Linked DNA regions of Homo sapiens: region 2 is linked to region 1. A link is an interaction called in ENCODE POLR2A ChIA-PET data of the cell type or tissue named here. Cell type or tissue: CD4-positive, alpha-beta T cell. All regions are shown on one strand. Links, peaks and the distances in the headings refer to the core of each region. The heading gives the core; the rest is flanking DNA. Region 1 has its middle 320 kb from the start of MIR5702. Region 2 overlaps LOC105373915 (a long non-coding RNA gene).

Region 1 (8,342 bases), core at 110-8,109:
AGGTTTTAACTTTCTCTAGTGTCCTTGATTTGGTATTTTTCTTGACTTGTGTCTCTGGGCTGTGATCTTCCCAAGTATTTTTCCATGGTTCCCTTCCCTAGTGAGACAGGAAAGCTAGAGAGGACTAGTTGGGGACAGATGTCTTCCTGGCTTGAATAAGGTTCTGGTAAATTCTTTTTCTCTAGGCCTTTTCTGTGGAGACTTCTCTGGGTGATTATTCTTTCCTTTTACTTGGGTCTAAAAAAATGTTCACTTTAAGTTTATTCAGCTTTTTCATATGATTACAGAAAGTGTTTCCTATCCTCATACCTAATCACTAAACTAATAGGGCTCTGGTATATTACCAGTGCAAGATTCAAACTCTATCTAATCAGGGTCTTTGCCCAATTAAAAAATTGGTTTATTTGTTTTCTTGATGTTGAGTTCCTTGTATATTTTGGATAATAACCCTTTATCAGATACATGGTTTGAAAATATTTTCTCCCATTCTGCAGGTTTCTTTTTTGTGTTGGTTATTTCATTTTCTGTGTAGATTCCTTTCATTTTGGCCTACTTGTTTGCAGCTTCCACACACTGCACCTCCCTGTTACATCTCTTCTATGCTCAACTGGGTTTAGGAAGAACTACTTGGGATATTCAGGTATTGTATTTGAACTATAAGTCTATAGATACCAATCTGAAGCTGTGAGGGAGAATTTGTTACTATACGACTGTAAACAAGTAAACAACCTATTTGTACTTGACGTAGTGCCTATGACATGACCGATTTAATACAAAACTATGGAACACGCAAGATTATTTTTTGAGATGTTAAATATGACTTCACAAACTTACCTAACCTTTTGCTAATGCATGTAGTACCAAAAAGAAAAGATGGTTTTAGCTTCCTTTACTCAAAATATGAACATTAAGTATTGCGAATTTCTCTGCCAAGTGGTTCAGAAATACAGAATAACCCAGTTAAAAAAAGAAATTGTAAACCATCTTGGTCAGTCTACTCTATTCTATGTTTATATGTTATTTTCTCAAGCAATCACTTCATAATTATGGAGTTTACAAAATGATGAGAAAGAAGAGGGAAGGCAAAATAGCCTCTACTGCATTACAAGGAACATCAGCATAAACTGTACAAAGAATCACATCATTTCCATACCATGAACGTAGAAAGCAGACCAAGTTTACAAATGATAGGACAATGCGTTCTCTGCAATAGCCAAATACAACAAAACACTTTGAAAGTAAAGGTGAAAATTGTATAAAGAGAAAATACAAGCCTTTTAAATAGCATTATGCCAAGAGGTGAAAAGAAAAAATTCATCTCTTGGTATATTACAATTTCTTTATCTATTGATCGGCTCTTAGGTAGTTTACACATCTTGGTTACTGTGAATAATGCTGCAATGAACATGGTGGTATAGATGCTGATTTTACATGATAAAATATCTTTTTATCTTTAAAATATTTATATAAAAGATATTTTAATATATAATATATTATAAAATTATAAACTATAAATATACTATAAACTTATATGGTAATATTTATATAAAAGATAACATCTTATAACTTAACTTCAAAAATGCTGATTTTATTTCCTTTAGATATATACCCAGAAGTGGGATTGCTGGAGTAGTTCTATTTTTAATTTTTTGAGAAACCTCCATACTGTTTTCCATAATGGCTATACCAAGTTACAATTTCACCAACAGTGTACAAGGTTCCCTTTTCTCCATACTCTCACCAACACTCGTTATCTCTTTTTCTTTTAATAATAACCATCCTAACAGGTGTGAGGTGATATCTTATTGTGGTTTTGGTTTTCATTTCTCTGATGATTCATGATGATGAGCACCTCTTTGTATGCCTGTTGGCCGTTTGTGTGTCTTCTTTGGAAAAATGTCTATTCAGATTCTTTGCTCATTTAAAAAATTTGGTTGTTTTCTTCCTGTTGAGTTCCTTGTATATTTTGGATAATAACCTTTTATCAGATACACGGTTTGCAAATATTTTTCTCCCATTATGTAGGTCGCTTTTTTATTTGGGGGATTATTTCATTTTCTGTGCAGATTACTTTCATTTTTTAACTATTCACAATGATGCTTAATACTTACATAATAGGTAAGAATGTTAAGAAGATGTTTTAAATGTACCAGATACAACACAAAGAAGAATTTAGATTGATACACCAATGACATAAATGCTTTTATATTATTTACCAGCCTCCAGGCACTATGCTAAATCTTTTCACCTAATTCATTTGCTCTTCATAATAACCTTATGAAGTAGTTACTACTTTTATTCTTATTTTATGTGATGAGGAAACCAAGAGAGGTTAAGTAATTTTCCTTTGGTCTCATAGCTGTTAAATGACAGAGCTGGAAGTTGAACTCCATTAAACTGGCTCTAAAACCTGCTTGGTTAAACATTGCAATATGCAGTCTCACTTTTTTGTTAGCTAAACAATTTTATAAATGCACAAATCTGTGAACATGATACAGATACCAGTGTAGGCTCATGATCTCTCTGAAAGTCCTAATAATACAGCAGATAAATTTGACTGGGAAATTTTGATGAGCATTGGGTTTTCTATAGCTTTAAACAATCTACTTACACTCCTCAGATTGAAGATAGATATATTAAAACTGCCTACAAAATAATAATACATGGAAGTGAGGAAATCATGAACTGAGAAAAAAATAAGGTGAACTGAGAGTTCAGTTAGCAATCATGCTGCACACCTGCTGGGCTGTGAGGTCAGAATCTGAGGCTAGCGAGGCATCCTGAGAACGGCCCCTCGATTGCTGTGCTCTAGGCATCTGGGAGACTGTTTTCAGAAGAGATGGATCATGGACTTGTCTGGGGTTGGGTTTCATAGCAGTAAATATAAAAAAAGGAAACGTGATGAATTTCACAACTTACATCGCCTGTAGGATGAAAAGCAAAGCTAATAACTTATGAGAAATACATCTATTGTTGGAGCTAGAAATGAAAAAAAAAAAAAAAACATTCTCCAGTGGTTGCTCACAGAGAGACCTTTGTGCCTATCATGAAAAATATTCTCAACAACATCTGAGTGGCAAAAAAATAGGAATGTCATAAGACAAGGCTCGTGGCATGACAGCTAAAAGTAATCCAGCAAAAGTACTGACCTCATGTGAGGTCTCCAGGCACGATATTCCCATGATCCAGGCTTGTCCTTTCTTGACTCTTTACTCCTAGGTCCCTTCTATAAGCATAAGGAGCTTAAATTTTTTTGACTCATTTGTTTATTTTATTTAGCATGCCCAAATGTAGTCAGTAATTAGGATGCGTGTGTGTGTGTGTGTGTGTGTTTGTGGTCGGGGAGGGAAAAGAAACCAGGACTTAATAATCAGTTCTAATGTATCTACAATTTATATAATGTGAGACACTTCTGCAGGATCTGCATTTCTGTTTTGCATAAACACAAAATTAGGTCTAGCGATATTAGGAAATATATAATTATTAGGAGTGTAGTGGTGGTGAGAGCCTTAGAAAGCTAGAAAAAGTGGCAAACTAACGTTGGCCTGGATTGACCCTTGCTGTATGGTAAGCTCCAAAGGAAATAATTGAACACATTTTTTCAGTCATTTATTTATTTCATGATCAGTCATATTTGGTATCATGACAGATGGTGGCAGAGTTCTGCTGAAATAGAGTCAGCTTTGAATAAGACAGTGTGTGAAAACTCAGTAGCTCTTCCTACAATAAATTCATTAATATTCAGCAATTGCCTTTATCTTGTGCTTGAATGTGTTCGTGTTTGGGGTTCGAGCCTCATTACAGATATGAACACTTCTATAAAGCAGCACCAGTTTAAGCTGTGATAAAGGAATTTAAATGCTATCCACACTATTCAGTAAGGGCCTAGAATAATATTCTTTGAGAAAAATTGCTTTCTCCCACATTACAGTTGTATTTTAAATTGGAGTTTATCTTTTTCTGTGTAGTCTAATTATTTTTATTATTTTATAATTAAAATGACAGTTAGATTAAAAAATTTTAGTAGAATTACTACCCTAAAGTTACCAGTTTTCAGCTTCTGTAAGTCTCTGTTCCCTAGTTTGATTTCCACTTTGGAAGGGCAATGCCATAGTTTTGGAAAGAGGAGACATATTTTATGTGATTATAGAGAATGAGTATTTTTATTCTTTCTTTTTTTGAGATGGAGTCTTATTCTGTTGCCCAGGCTGGAGTGCAGTAATGTGATCTCAGCTCACTGCAACCTCCGCCTCCCGGGTTCAAGCGATTCTCCTGCCTCAGCCTCCGGAGTAGCTGGGATTACAGGCACCTGCCAACACGCTCGGCTACTGTTTTTTTTTTTTTTTTTTTGTATTCTTAGTAGAGATTGGGTTTCACCATGTTGGCCAGGCTAATCTTGAACTCCTGACCTGAGGTGATCCACTCACCTTGGCCTCCTAAAGTGCTGGGATTACAGGTGTGAGCTACCACACCCAGTCCTCTCCATTCTTTAGAAATAATAAAAGGGATATGGTTTGGCTATCATCTGGAATGAGATTTGGCTCCACTCAAATCTCATCCGGAATTGTAATCACCATGTGTCAGGGGTGGGGCCTGGTGGTAGGTGATTGGGTCAAGTGGCAAACTTCCCCCTTGCTGTTCTCATGATAGTGAGTGAGTTCTCATGAGCTGTTTTTTTTAGTGTGTGGCACTTCCCAGTTTCCTCTCTCTTTCTCTAGTGGTCTGCCATGGTAAGAAGTGCTGGCTTCCCCTTTGCCTTTCGCCATGATTGCAAGTTTCCTGAAGGCTTCCAGTCATGCTTCCTGTTATGTCTGCAGAACTGTGAGTCAATTAAACATTTTTACTTTATAAATTACCCAGTCTTGGGTAGTTCTTTATAGCAGTGTAGAAACGGACTAATAAAACATGTACGTTTAATGTCTCCCAAGTACGGGATTTTTTTCTTTTTGTTATTCTTCATGTCACATTTGGTTGCTATAGGTAGGAGTGTGAATCACATAATGGATTTGTTCTACTATCCAAATCTTATACCTTTAGACTATGAGCCTTGCAAGGGGGTGAAACATTTTATTGCAGTAACCATCAGCACAACAAAATTCTGAATTGCAGATCATTGTTTTATTGGAAACACCTGACTCATTGATTTTGATTGATTTTAAATCTCCTCTCAGAATCAACTGAAGTCCTAAATCCTCTACACATTCTTACTTAACTCCTTTCCCTTTGATTAAATGCTTTAATCTCCCATTCTTACGGCATCTCTCAATTTCTACACTGGATTATAGTTACCAGTGCCTAGGTCTCACTGTTCCTATTGGATTGTTTTCCTTTCAAAGGCAAAATAAATGGCTGATTCAACTCTAACTTTCTCAAAGATCTAGCTAAGTATCCCCTAAAAAGTTAGTGTTCAATGGATATTTGTTGAGAGAATATGTAAGAGTTGACCAATGTAGATAATGTAAGATAATGGATGAGAAAAAGGGATTCAGCTATTAATGGAGTATCTGTTGGAGAATTGGCTTAATATCATACATGGTGTATGGCGGAAACTACTGAAACACACCATAGGTGACCCAGATGTCAGTTGTCCTTTCATTATCCTCTTGAAACTATCTGTCTATGTTCTCTGCTATTCTAATAAGAGAGAAGCAAGCATTGGTCAGCATAGAATCTACTGAAGATCTGCTAGGAAAAGCAGAGGAGTGAGTTGTCTCATAAAAAAATTTAGAACTTAGAAAAGTTCATATAGTGGCCTTTTTTGTTGTTGTTGTTCCTGGGTTCTTTTTGTCTCTTTTCCTTTCCTTCCATAAAGCACTCAGATTTCCCTAAATGTAATCTCCTGCTCTCAAATATTTCTCAAATTTTACAAATCCCTCATCTTCGTTATATGTAGAATTTGCCTCTCCTAACTTATTACAATGCTTGCAAAATGCCCTGTGGTTAGCACCCTCCAACCTCCTTAAAACGTATTGGGGAATTACATTCATTCAATAATTCAATATCACCTTTGTTTTTATTTTTTTCCATAAGTTATTGGGGGTACAGGGGGTATTTGGTTTAAGAGTAAATTCTTTAGTAGTGATTTGTGAGATCCTGGTGCATCCATCACCTGATCAGTATACACTGCACCATATATGTTGTCTTTTATCCCTCACCCCACCTTCCAATCTTCAACCCCAAGTCCCCAAAGTCCACTGTATCATTCTTATGTCTTTTTGTTCTCATAGCTTAGCTCCCACATGTCAGTGAGAACATATGTTGTTTGGTTTTCCATTCCTGAGTTACAAAGCCACCTTTATTTAAATAATTAAATGTTGTTAATAATTAATGCATTAACAAAAATTAATATTATCAGATAATATGACTGTCCTAGATATGGCAGATGGAGAAGTTCTGTCGTATGCACAGAATCATAGCCATTTCTTTGTTTGGGAAAGTTACAACAACTAAGCCCTAGAACAATACGAGTTATAGCCCATCTCAGGAGTCTTTCACTTTTGTGGGCCTAACTGGAAATAATTAGGGAGTTCCTGAATATGTATGGATCATCATTTTAGGCTGCTCAAACATGCCTCCATGTGTTTGCTGATGGCCAATGGGAAAAAGTTGCCCAAATGTTGCTCAAGGAGAATAGAGAATGTAGTGAACCCTCTAAAGCTATTTTAAGTAGGATTTCATGGGGCAAGATTGAGAAAATTTTATTGTTGTTTTCAGTATTCCTGGGGCTCTCCTCTTTTCATACTTTTGTGATAAAATACCCCCACCCTTCTACTTACTGCTGAAATCAATTTAATGACTCTAAAGACAATTGAATTAGTATTAACTTGTATAATACTTTGTTAATTTGATGACTATTCAGAACTAGTGATTTGAACACTATTCAGAATTAATGATTAAACAGACATAATAATTATTTTAATAAGCAGAGCTGAGCTCTCCATTTCTCAGAAGGTTTCTCTTGGTGCAGATGTGCAGAGATTCTACTTTGGTTTCCAACAGACTCTTGTCTTCCCACTAGAAGCTGTGGATGAGCCTGTTTTATGGCCAAGTCTGCCTTTCTCCTTCAGCTTTTCTTGCCTTAATTCTTATACCTAGACAATTTTAGACCATCAAGATGTGAATTTCCTTAGCCTTAACCTGGAAGAATGAAAAAGATCCCAGTTGGCTTTACTCAGGGAACTGACCATGTGGTTGTAATAGAGATTGGTCGATGAAGTTCCTTGCACATTATCTGAATCAAAAGCAGCCAAAGGGATGAACCAAGAGTTTCCACTGCTGGAAAACTCTTTCTATGAGTCTAGTTACTACAGGGATCCCCTTGGCTTTATTTTAGGAAATGATCCAATAAGTTGGTAGCCATAGAATGGTTAAAAGAGAGCAGGCTGACTAAGGGTAGATAATCAGAGGGAAGCCAAGCTTTTAGAAGTATCCTTGCAGCTGTAAGAGGTGCATCTGCATAACAGCCACATGGTTCTGAAAAATCACAACTGAGTGATTCACCTAATGCATGAAGTAAAATGGAAGAGCTTCCCCCCATCCCCCCAAAAAGAAACACACAGAAGCTATAGACCAGGGGTTACTTTTTGAAATTTTCTGTCCTTTCTATGGAGTTTCCCCATGAGTTTATTTCATTTAGTACTATTACTGTTCCACTTTATAAACTTAGCTCGGAGGCAAACAAATTTCCATTATCAGGCCTAGAGTTAAATCTATGTTATCTTTTACAAGAACTTAACTGTTAAAGACATTCCAACAAAACTAAAATAAGTGTTACAAAACCATTTCACCACACTGCCTTGTGGATAACCAGAATGAATGTCATCTTCAAATATGAAGGACAGACCCTTCTCTATTTTAAGAAAGAAGTATTTGAAAGTAATTTATACTCAAATTATTTCAACATGAATGTCAGCTGCATTTAGTCTGCATTGCTGAAAAGGTGAATAAAGACAGCTGCTAAACCACTGTGGTTGTTTTTAGAAATATTTCTTTTATTAGGTCAATGGAAGCAAATTGAGACATCTTTGTTTTATTCTATTCTATTCTATTCTATTCTATTTTTATTATTTATTTATTTATTTTATTTTTATTTATTTTTTATTTTTTTTATTTTATTGTTATGTTATGTTATGTTATGTTATGTTATGTTATGTTATGTTATGTTATGTTATGTTATGTTATGTTACGTTATTTTGAGACAGTTTTGCTCTTGTTCCCCAGGCTGGAGTGCAATGATGTGATCTCAGCTCACTGCAACCTCTGCCTCCCAGGTTCAAGCAATTCTGCTGCCTCAGCCTCCCAAGTAGCTGGGATTACAGGTGCCCACCACCATGCTCAGCTAA
Region 2 (8,342 bases), core at 115-8,114, 120 kb before region 1:
CCGTCATCTACATTTGGTATTTCTCCTAATGCTATCCCACCCCTTACCCCCACCCCCCAACAGGCCCCAGTGTGTGATGTTCCCCTCCCTGTGTCCATGTGTTCTCATTGTTCAACTCCCACTTATGAGTGAGAACATGTGGTATTTTGTTTTCTGTTCCTGTGTTAGTGTACTGAGAATGATGGTTTCTAGCTTCATCCATGTCCCTGCAAAGGACATGAATTTTTTATGTCTGCATAGTATTCCATGGTGTATATGTGCCACATTTTCTTTATCCAGTCTATCATTGATGGGCATTTGGCTTGGTTCCAAGTCTTTGCTATTATAAATAGTGCTACAATAAGCATACATGGGCATAGTGTCTTTATAGTAGAATGATTTATAATCCTTTGGGTATATAGCCAGTAATGGGATTGCTGGGTCAAATGGTATTTCTTGTTCCAGATCCTTGAGGAATTGCCACACTGTCTTCCACAATGATTGAACTAATTTACACTCCCACCAACAGTGTAAAAGCATTCCTATTTCTCCACATCCTTGCCAGCATCTGTTGTTTCCTGACTTTTTAATGATTGCCATTGTAACTGATGTGAGATGATATCTCATTGCAGTTTTGATTTGCATTTCTCTAATGAGCAGTAATGATAAACTTTTTTTCATATGTTTGTTGGCCACATAAATGTCTTCTTTTGAGAGGTGTTCGTTCATATCCTTCATCCACTTTTTGCTGGGTTTTTTGTTTTTATCTTGTAAATTTGTTTAAGTTTCTTGTAGATTCTGGATATTAACCCTTTGTCAGATGGATAGATTGCAAAATTTTTCTTCCATTCTGCAGGTTGCCTGTTCACTCTGATGATAGTTTCTTTTGCTGTGCAGAAGCTCTTTAGTTTAATTAGATCCCATTTGCCAATTTTGGCTTTTGTTGCAATTGCTTTTGGTGTTTTAGTCATGAAGTCTTTGCCAATACCTATGTCCTGAATGGTATTGACTAAGTTTTCTTCTAGGGTTTTTATGGTTTTAGGTCTTACATTTAAGTCTTTTTTTGTTGTTTGTTTTCTTTTTGAGACAGAGTCTCACTCTATCACCCAGGCTGCAGTGCAGTGGTGCAATCTTGGCTCACTGCAACCTCCACCTCTTGGGTTCAAGCTATTCTCCTGCCTCAGCCTCCCAAGTAGCTGGGACTACAGGTGTGTACCTCCAAGTCTGGCTAATTTTTGTATTTTTAGTAGAGACAGGGTTTCACCATGTTGGCCAGGCTGGTCATGAACTCCTGACCTCAGGTGATCCACCCACCTTGGCCTCCCAAAGTGCTGGGATTACAGGCATGAACCACCATGCCTGGCCATGTTTAAATCTTTAATCCATCTTGAGTTAATTTTTTTATAAGGTGTAAAGAAGGGGTCCAGTTTAAGTTTTCTGCATATAGCCAGTAAGGTGTAAAGAAGGGGTCCAGCTATAAGTTTTCTAGCCAGTTTTCCCAACACCATTTATTAACTAGGGAATCCTTTCTCCGTTGCTTGTTTCTGTCAGGTTTGTCAAAGATCAGATGGTTGTAGATGTGTGGTGTTATTTCTGAGGTCTTTGTTCTGTTCCATTGGTCTATATATCTGTTTTGGTACCAGTACCATGCCGTCTGGTTACTATAGCTTTGTAGTATACTTTGAAGTCAGGTAGTGTGATGCCTCCAGCTTTGTTCTTTTTGCTTAGAATTGTCTTGGCTATGTGGCCCTTTTTTGGTTCCATATGAAATTTAAAGTAGTTTTTCTAATTATGTGAAGAAAGTAAATGGTAGATTGATGGGGATAGCGTGGAATCTATAAATTACTTTGGGCAGTAGAGCCATTTTTACAATATTGATTCTTCCTATCCATCAGCATGGAATGTTTTTCCATTTGTTTGTGTCCTCTCTCATTTCCTTGAGCAGTGGTTTATGGTTCTCCTTGAAGAGGTCCTTCACATCCCTTGTAAGTTGTATTCCTAGGTATTTTATTCTCTTTATAGCAATTGTGAATGGGAGTTCACTAGTGATTTGGCTCTCTGTCTATTATTGATGTATAGGAATGCTTGTGATTTTTGCACAGTGATTTTGTATCCTGAGACTTTGCTGAAGTTGCTTATCAGCTTAAAGAGTTTTTGGGCTGAGACGATGGGGTTTTCCAAATATACAATCATGTCAATTGCAAACAGAGACAATTTGACTTCCTCTCTTCCTATTTGAATACCCTTTATTTCTTTCTCTTGCCTGATTGCTCTGGCCAGAATTTCCAATACTATGTTGAATAGGAATGGTGAGAGAGGGCATCTTTGTCTTGTGCCAGTTTTCAAAGGGAATACTTCCAGTTTTTGCCCATTCAGTGTGATATTGGCTGTGGGCTTGTCATAAATAGCTCTTATTATTTTGAGATACATTCCATCAAAACCTAGTTTATTAAGAGTTTTTAGCATGAGGGTGTTGAATTTTGTCAAAGGCCTTTTCGGCATCTATTGAGATGATCATGTGGTTTTTGTCATTGGTTGTTTATTCAATGGATTATATTTATTGATTTGCATATGTTGAACCAGCCTTGCATCCCAGGGATGAGGCTGACTTGATCATGGTGGATGAACTTTTTGAGGTGCTGCTGGATTCGGTTTGCCAGTATTTTATTGAGGACTTTCACACCAATGTTCATCAGGGATATTGGCCTGAAATTTTCTTTTTTTGTTGTGTCTCTGCCAGGTTTTGGTAACAGGATGATGCTGGCATCATAAAATGAGTTAGGAAGGAGTCCATCTTTTTCTATTGTTTGGAATAATTACAGAAGGAATGGTACTAGCTCCTCTTTGTACCTCTGGTAGAATTCAGCTGTGAATCCATCTGATCCTGGGCTTTTTTTAAATCACTTTTTATTGTGTCTATTTGATTCTTCTCTCTTTTCTTCTTTATTAATCTGGCTAGTGGTTTATCTATTTTGTTAATTTTTTCAAAAATCCAGCTCCTGGATTCATTGATTTTTTTTTTAACGATTTTTCTTGTCTCTGTCTCCTACAGTTCTGCTCTGATCTTAGTTATTTCTTGTCTTCTGCCAGCTTCTGAATTTGTTTGCTCTTGCTTCTCTCGTTCTTTTCATTGTGATGTCAGGGTGTTAATTTTATATCTTTCCTGCTTTCTTTTGTGGGCATTTAGTGCTATAAGTTTCCCTCTAAACACTGCTTTAGCTGTGTCCCAGAGATTCTGGTATGTTGTGTCTTTGTTCTCATTGGTTTCAAATAATTTATTTATTTCTGCCTTATTTTGTTATTTACCCAGTAGTCATTCAGGAGCAGGTTGTTCAGTTTCCATGCAGTTGTGCGGTTTTGAGTGAGTTTCTTAATCCTGAGTTCTAATTTGACTGCACTCTAGTCTGAGAGAGTGTTTGTTATGATTTCCATTCTTGTGTATTTTCTGAGGAGTTTTTTCCTTCCCATTATGTGGTCAATTTCAGAATAAGTGCCATGGGGTGTCGAGAAGAATGCATATTTTGTTGATTTGGGGTGAAGAGTTCTGTAGATGTCTATAAAGTCTGGTCCAGAGCTGAGCTCAAGTCCTGAATATCCTTGTTAATTTTCTGTCTCATTGATCTGTCTAATATTGACAGTGGGGTGTTAAATTATCCCACTATGATTGTGTGGGAGTCTAAGTCTCTTTGTAGGTCTCTAAGAACTTGCTTTATGAATCTGGGTGCTCCTGTATTGGGTGCATATTTACTTAAGATAGTTAGCTCTTCTTGTTGCATTGATCCCTTTACCATTACGTAATGCCCTTCTTTGTCTCTTTTGATCTTTGTTGATTTAAAAATCTGTTTTATCTGAGACTAGGATTGCAACCCCAGCTTTTTTTTTGTTTTCCATTTTCTTGGTAAATATTTCACCATCCCTTTATTTTGAGCCTATGTGTGTCTTTGCAAATGAGATGGGTCTCTTGAATACAGCACACTGATGGGTCTTGACTCTATCTAATTTGCCTGTCTGTGTCTTTTTATTGGGACATTTAGCCCATTTATATTTAAGGTTAATATTGTTATGTGTGAACTTGATCCTGTCATTATGATGTTAGCTGGTTATTTTGCACATTAGTTGATGCAGTTTCTTCATAGTGTCCATGGTCTTTATATTTTGGTATGTTTTTGAAGTGGCTGGTACTGGTTTTCCTTTCCATAATTTGTGCTTCATTCAGGAGCTTTTGTAAGGCAGGCCTGGTGGTGACAAAATCCCTCAGCATTTGTTTGTCTGTAAAGGATTTTATTTCTCCTTTGTTTATGAAGCTTAGTTTGGCTGGATATGAAATTCTGGGTTGAAAATTCTTTTCTTTAAGAATGTAGAATATTTGCCCCCACTCTCAACTGGCTTGTAGGGTTTCTGCAGAGAGATCTGCTGTTAGTCTGATGGGCTTCCCTTTGTGGGTAACCCGACCTTTCTCTCTGGCTGCCCTGAACATTTTTTTCTTCATTTCAACCTTGGTGAATCTGAGATTATGTGTCTTGGGATTGCTCTTCTCGAGGTGTATCTTAGTGGTGTTCTCTGTATTTCCTGAATTTGAATGTTGGCCTGCCTTGCTAGGTTGGGGAAGTTCTCCTGGATAATATCCTGAAGGGTGTTTTCCAACTTGGTTCCATTATCAACTCCCTGTCACTTTCAGGTACACCAATCTAATGTAGATTTGGTCTTTTCACATAGTCCCATATGTCTTCAAAGCTTTGTTCATTCCTTTTCAGTCTTTTTTCTTTAATCTTGTCTTCACACATTATTTCATTAAATTGATCTTCAAACTCTGATACCCTTTCTTCCACTTGATCAATTCAGCTATTGATACTTGTATATGCTTCATGAAGTTCTCATGCTATGTTTTTCAGTTCCATCAGGTCATTTATGTTCTTCTCCAAACTGATTATTTTAGTTAGCAGTTCCTGTTACTTTTTATCAAGGTTCTTATCTTGTTTGCATTGGGTTAGAACATGTTCCTTTAGCTCGGAGGAGTTTGTTATTATCCACCGTCTGAAGCCTACTTCTGCAAATTCATCAAACTCATTCTCCATCCAGTTTTGTTCCCTTGCTGGTGAGGAGTTGTGATCCTTTGGAGGAGAAGAGGCATTCTGGTTTTGGGAGTTTTCAGCCTTTTTGCACTGGCTTTTTCCTCATTTTCATTGATTTATCTACCTTTGATCTTTGATGCTGATGACCTTTGGATGTGGTTTTTGCGTGGCTTCCTTTTTGCCGATGTTGATGTTATTGCTTTCTGTTTGTTAGTTTTCCTTCTAATAGTCATGCTCCTCTTCTGCAGGTCTGCTGGAGTTTGCTGGAGGTCCACTCCAGATCCTGTTTGCTTGGGTATCACCAGTGGAGGCTGCAGAACAGCAAAGATTGCTGCCTGCTCCTTCCTTTGGAAGCTTTGTCCCAGAGGGGCACCCACCAGATGCCAGCCAGAGCTCTCCTGTATGAGGTATCTCCCTGTCAGGAGGCATGGGGGTCAGTAACCCACTTGAGGAGGCAGTCTGTCCCTTAGCAGAGCTGGAATGCTGTGCATGGAGATCTGCTGGTCTCTTCAGAGCTGGCAGGCAGGAACGTTTAAGTCTGCTGAAGCTGCATCCACAGCTGCCCCTTCCCCCAGGTGCTCTGTGCCAGGGAGATGGGACTTTTATCTGTAAGCCCCTGACTGGGGCTTCTGCCTTTCTTTTAGAGATGCCTTGCCCAGAGAGGAGGAATCTAGAGAGGCAGTCTGGCTACAGTGGCTTTGCTGCACTGTGGTGGGTTCCACCCAGTTCGAACAACCCAGTGGCTTTGTTTACACTGTGAGGGGAAAAATCACCTACTCAAGCCTTAATGGCAGATGCCCCTCCTCGCACCAAGCTCAAGTGTCCCAGGTTGACTACAGACTGCTGTGCTGGCAGCGAGAATTTCAAGCCAGTGGATCTTAGCTTGCTGGGCTCCATGGGGGCAGGATCTGCTGAGCAAGACTACCTGGCTCCCTGGCTTTAGACCCCTTTCCAGAGGAGTGAACAGTTTTGTCTTGCTGGTGTCCCAGGTGCCATTGGGGTACAAAAAAAAAGAAAAAAAAAAAAACAACTCCTGCAGCTAGCTCAGTGTCTGCCCCAAATGGCCTCCTAGTTTTGTGCTTGAAACCCGGGGCCCTGGTGGTGTAGGCACCAGAGGGAATCTCCTGGTCTGTGGGTTGCAAATACCATGGGAAAAGCATAGTATCTGGACCGGATAGCACTGTCCCTCATGGCACAGTCTCTCACAGCTTCCCTTGGCTAGGGGAGGGAGTTCCCAGACCCGTTATGTTTCTTAGGTGAGGCAATGCCACACCCTGCTTCTGCTCACCCTCCACAGGCTGCACCCACTGGCTAACCAGTCCCAACGAGATGAGCCGGGTAACTCAGTTGGAAATGCAGAAATCACTCGCTTTCTGCATTGGTCTCACTGGGAGCTGCAGACTGGAGCTGTTCCTATTCGACCGTCTTGCCAGATCTCCCCCTGTCAATAGTATTTTAAATTAAAAATTATATATATATACACATATGTGTATGTATACACATCTATGTATATGTATACATGTACATATACACATGTACATATACACATATGTATATGCATACATATACACACGTACATATACACATATGCACATGTATACATATACACATGTGCATATACATATATGCATATGTACATGTATACATACATAAGTATATGTATATACATATATGTGTATATATACACATATAAGTATGTGTATATATACACATATATGTATATATACACATATAAGTATGTGTATATATACACATACATATATAGTTATTATCATATACATATATACACATACATATATATATAATAATGGCAAAAGTTACTAGTTTATTTTTACCCAGCTTTATTCTTCTTTATGCTCTTCTTTTCTTGTACATTCTGAGTTCTGGTATCATTTTCTTTTAGATTAAAGAGTTTATTTTATCATTTGTAGTAAATATCTGCTGGAAATGAATTATCTGTTTCTATCTGTTTGAAAACATCTTCGCTTCATTTTAATTTAATATTTTTACTGGATATAGAATTCTAGGTTTACTATCATTTTTCTTTGGCATCCTATCGGTGTTATTCCATTGTCATTTTCTTTCCATTGTTTCTGGTGATAAGTCAGTCATTCATTATATTATTGTTTCTCTATGTAGTATATATATATATATATTTTCCTGGTTTCTTTTAAGATTCATTTTTGCAATCTTCAGTTTTCAGGAGTTTAACTACAATGTGTCCAGGTTTGGTTTGCTTTGTGTTTATTCTGCTTAGGGTTCATGGAGCTTATTGGGTGTTGAATTATTTTTTATAAGTTTTGGAAAGATCTCAGACATTATGTTTCCAAATATTTTTCTGTTTAATCTCTCTCTTCCCTCCTCTGGGACTGTAATTACTACAGTAATCTGAGATCATTTAATATTGTACCATAAATCTTGAACACTCTTCTTCCTCTTCCCCTCCTCCTTCAGTTTCTTTCTTTCCGTCTTTGTTCTCATTCTCCTCCTCATTTTTATACTTCTCTCTTTCTCACTTTCTTTTTCCTCCCCTCCCCTTTGTTCTCTCCTCCCCTCTGCCTTCTTTTCTCCTTCTTCTCCTTCTCTTTTCTCCTCCTCTTTCTTCTTATCTTTTTCTTTGTGTTTCAATTGGTATACTTTCTAATGACCTGGTTTCAGTTTCACTGATTTTTTTCCTCTGGTGAATCCAGTTTGCTGTTAGCCAATTGAATCCTTCATTTTTTAATATATTGTTTTCACATCTAACATTTCAATTTAATTCTTTTTTCATAGTTTCCATGCATATGCTCAAATATAAATTTCCATGCATCTGCTCAAATTCCCCAGCTGTTCATACTTGTGGTATACCTTTCTTATTAGATCTTTTATAGTTTTTATTATAATTATTTTAAAGTGTGATTTGTGACATCTAGGCCATATTTCAGCCTATTTTGCTGTGTCTTTTCTTCATCATGGGTCATATTTTAATTGGTTATTTTTTGCTTTATAATGTTTTTATTTTATAGCAAACATTTTGCATATCATAACAGTGAAGTGTAAAGTAAATTATATCTTTTCCTAGAAATTATCATACCCCTTCATGTATAAATTGATAGATTTGGGGTCTGTGTAAATCTCATTGTAGCCAAGTTTATCTGGGCTTGACTGCAGCTTTAGTTTAATATAACTTACTACTCACTTCAAATATTTTGAACACAGTATCAGAAATTTCCTTTCTGCAGAGCTGAATACGTAAGATTCCTCTTCGTGCTTTACCTACCAATCTGCTGCCAGACTTCCAAACTGCACCTA

What was found. Peaks named below come from ENCODE experiments on the same cell type or tissue, not always from the same donor. Only the 100,000 strongest peaks of a DNase experiment are listed, where the experiment ranks them.
Region 2: POLR2A ChIA-PET joins it to region 1 with 10 read pairs; 4 of 35 experiments call an interaction of 5 or more read pairs at or near these places.

The regions. Positions count from the first base shown.
Region 1 is chr2:226,329,958-226,338,299 of GRCh38, reverse strand. No RefSeq gene overlaps it. Among named protein-coding and RNA genes, the nearest start is that of MIR5702, 320 kb to the left of the region's middle. In CD4-positive, alpha-beta T cell, for the core only: no CTCF peak of the experiment used is centred there; a DNase peak (open chromatin) is centred at 4,689.
Region 2 is chr2:226,451,772-226,460,113 of GRCh38, reverse strand. LOC105373915 (a long non-coding RNA gene) reads left to right here. Exons shown (of 3, transcript XR_923963.2): 3 at 5,300-5,332. Among named protein-coding and RNA genes, the nearest start is that of MIR5702, 200 kb to the left of the region's middle. In CD4-positive, alpha-beta T cell, for the core only: no CTCF peak of the experiment used is centred there; no DNase peak of the experiment used is centred there; H3K27me3 peaks cover 887 bases.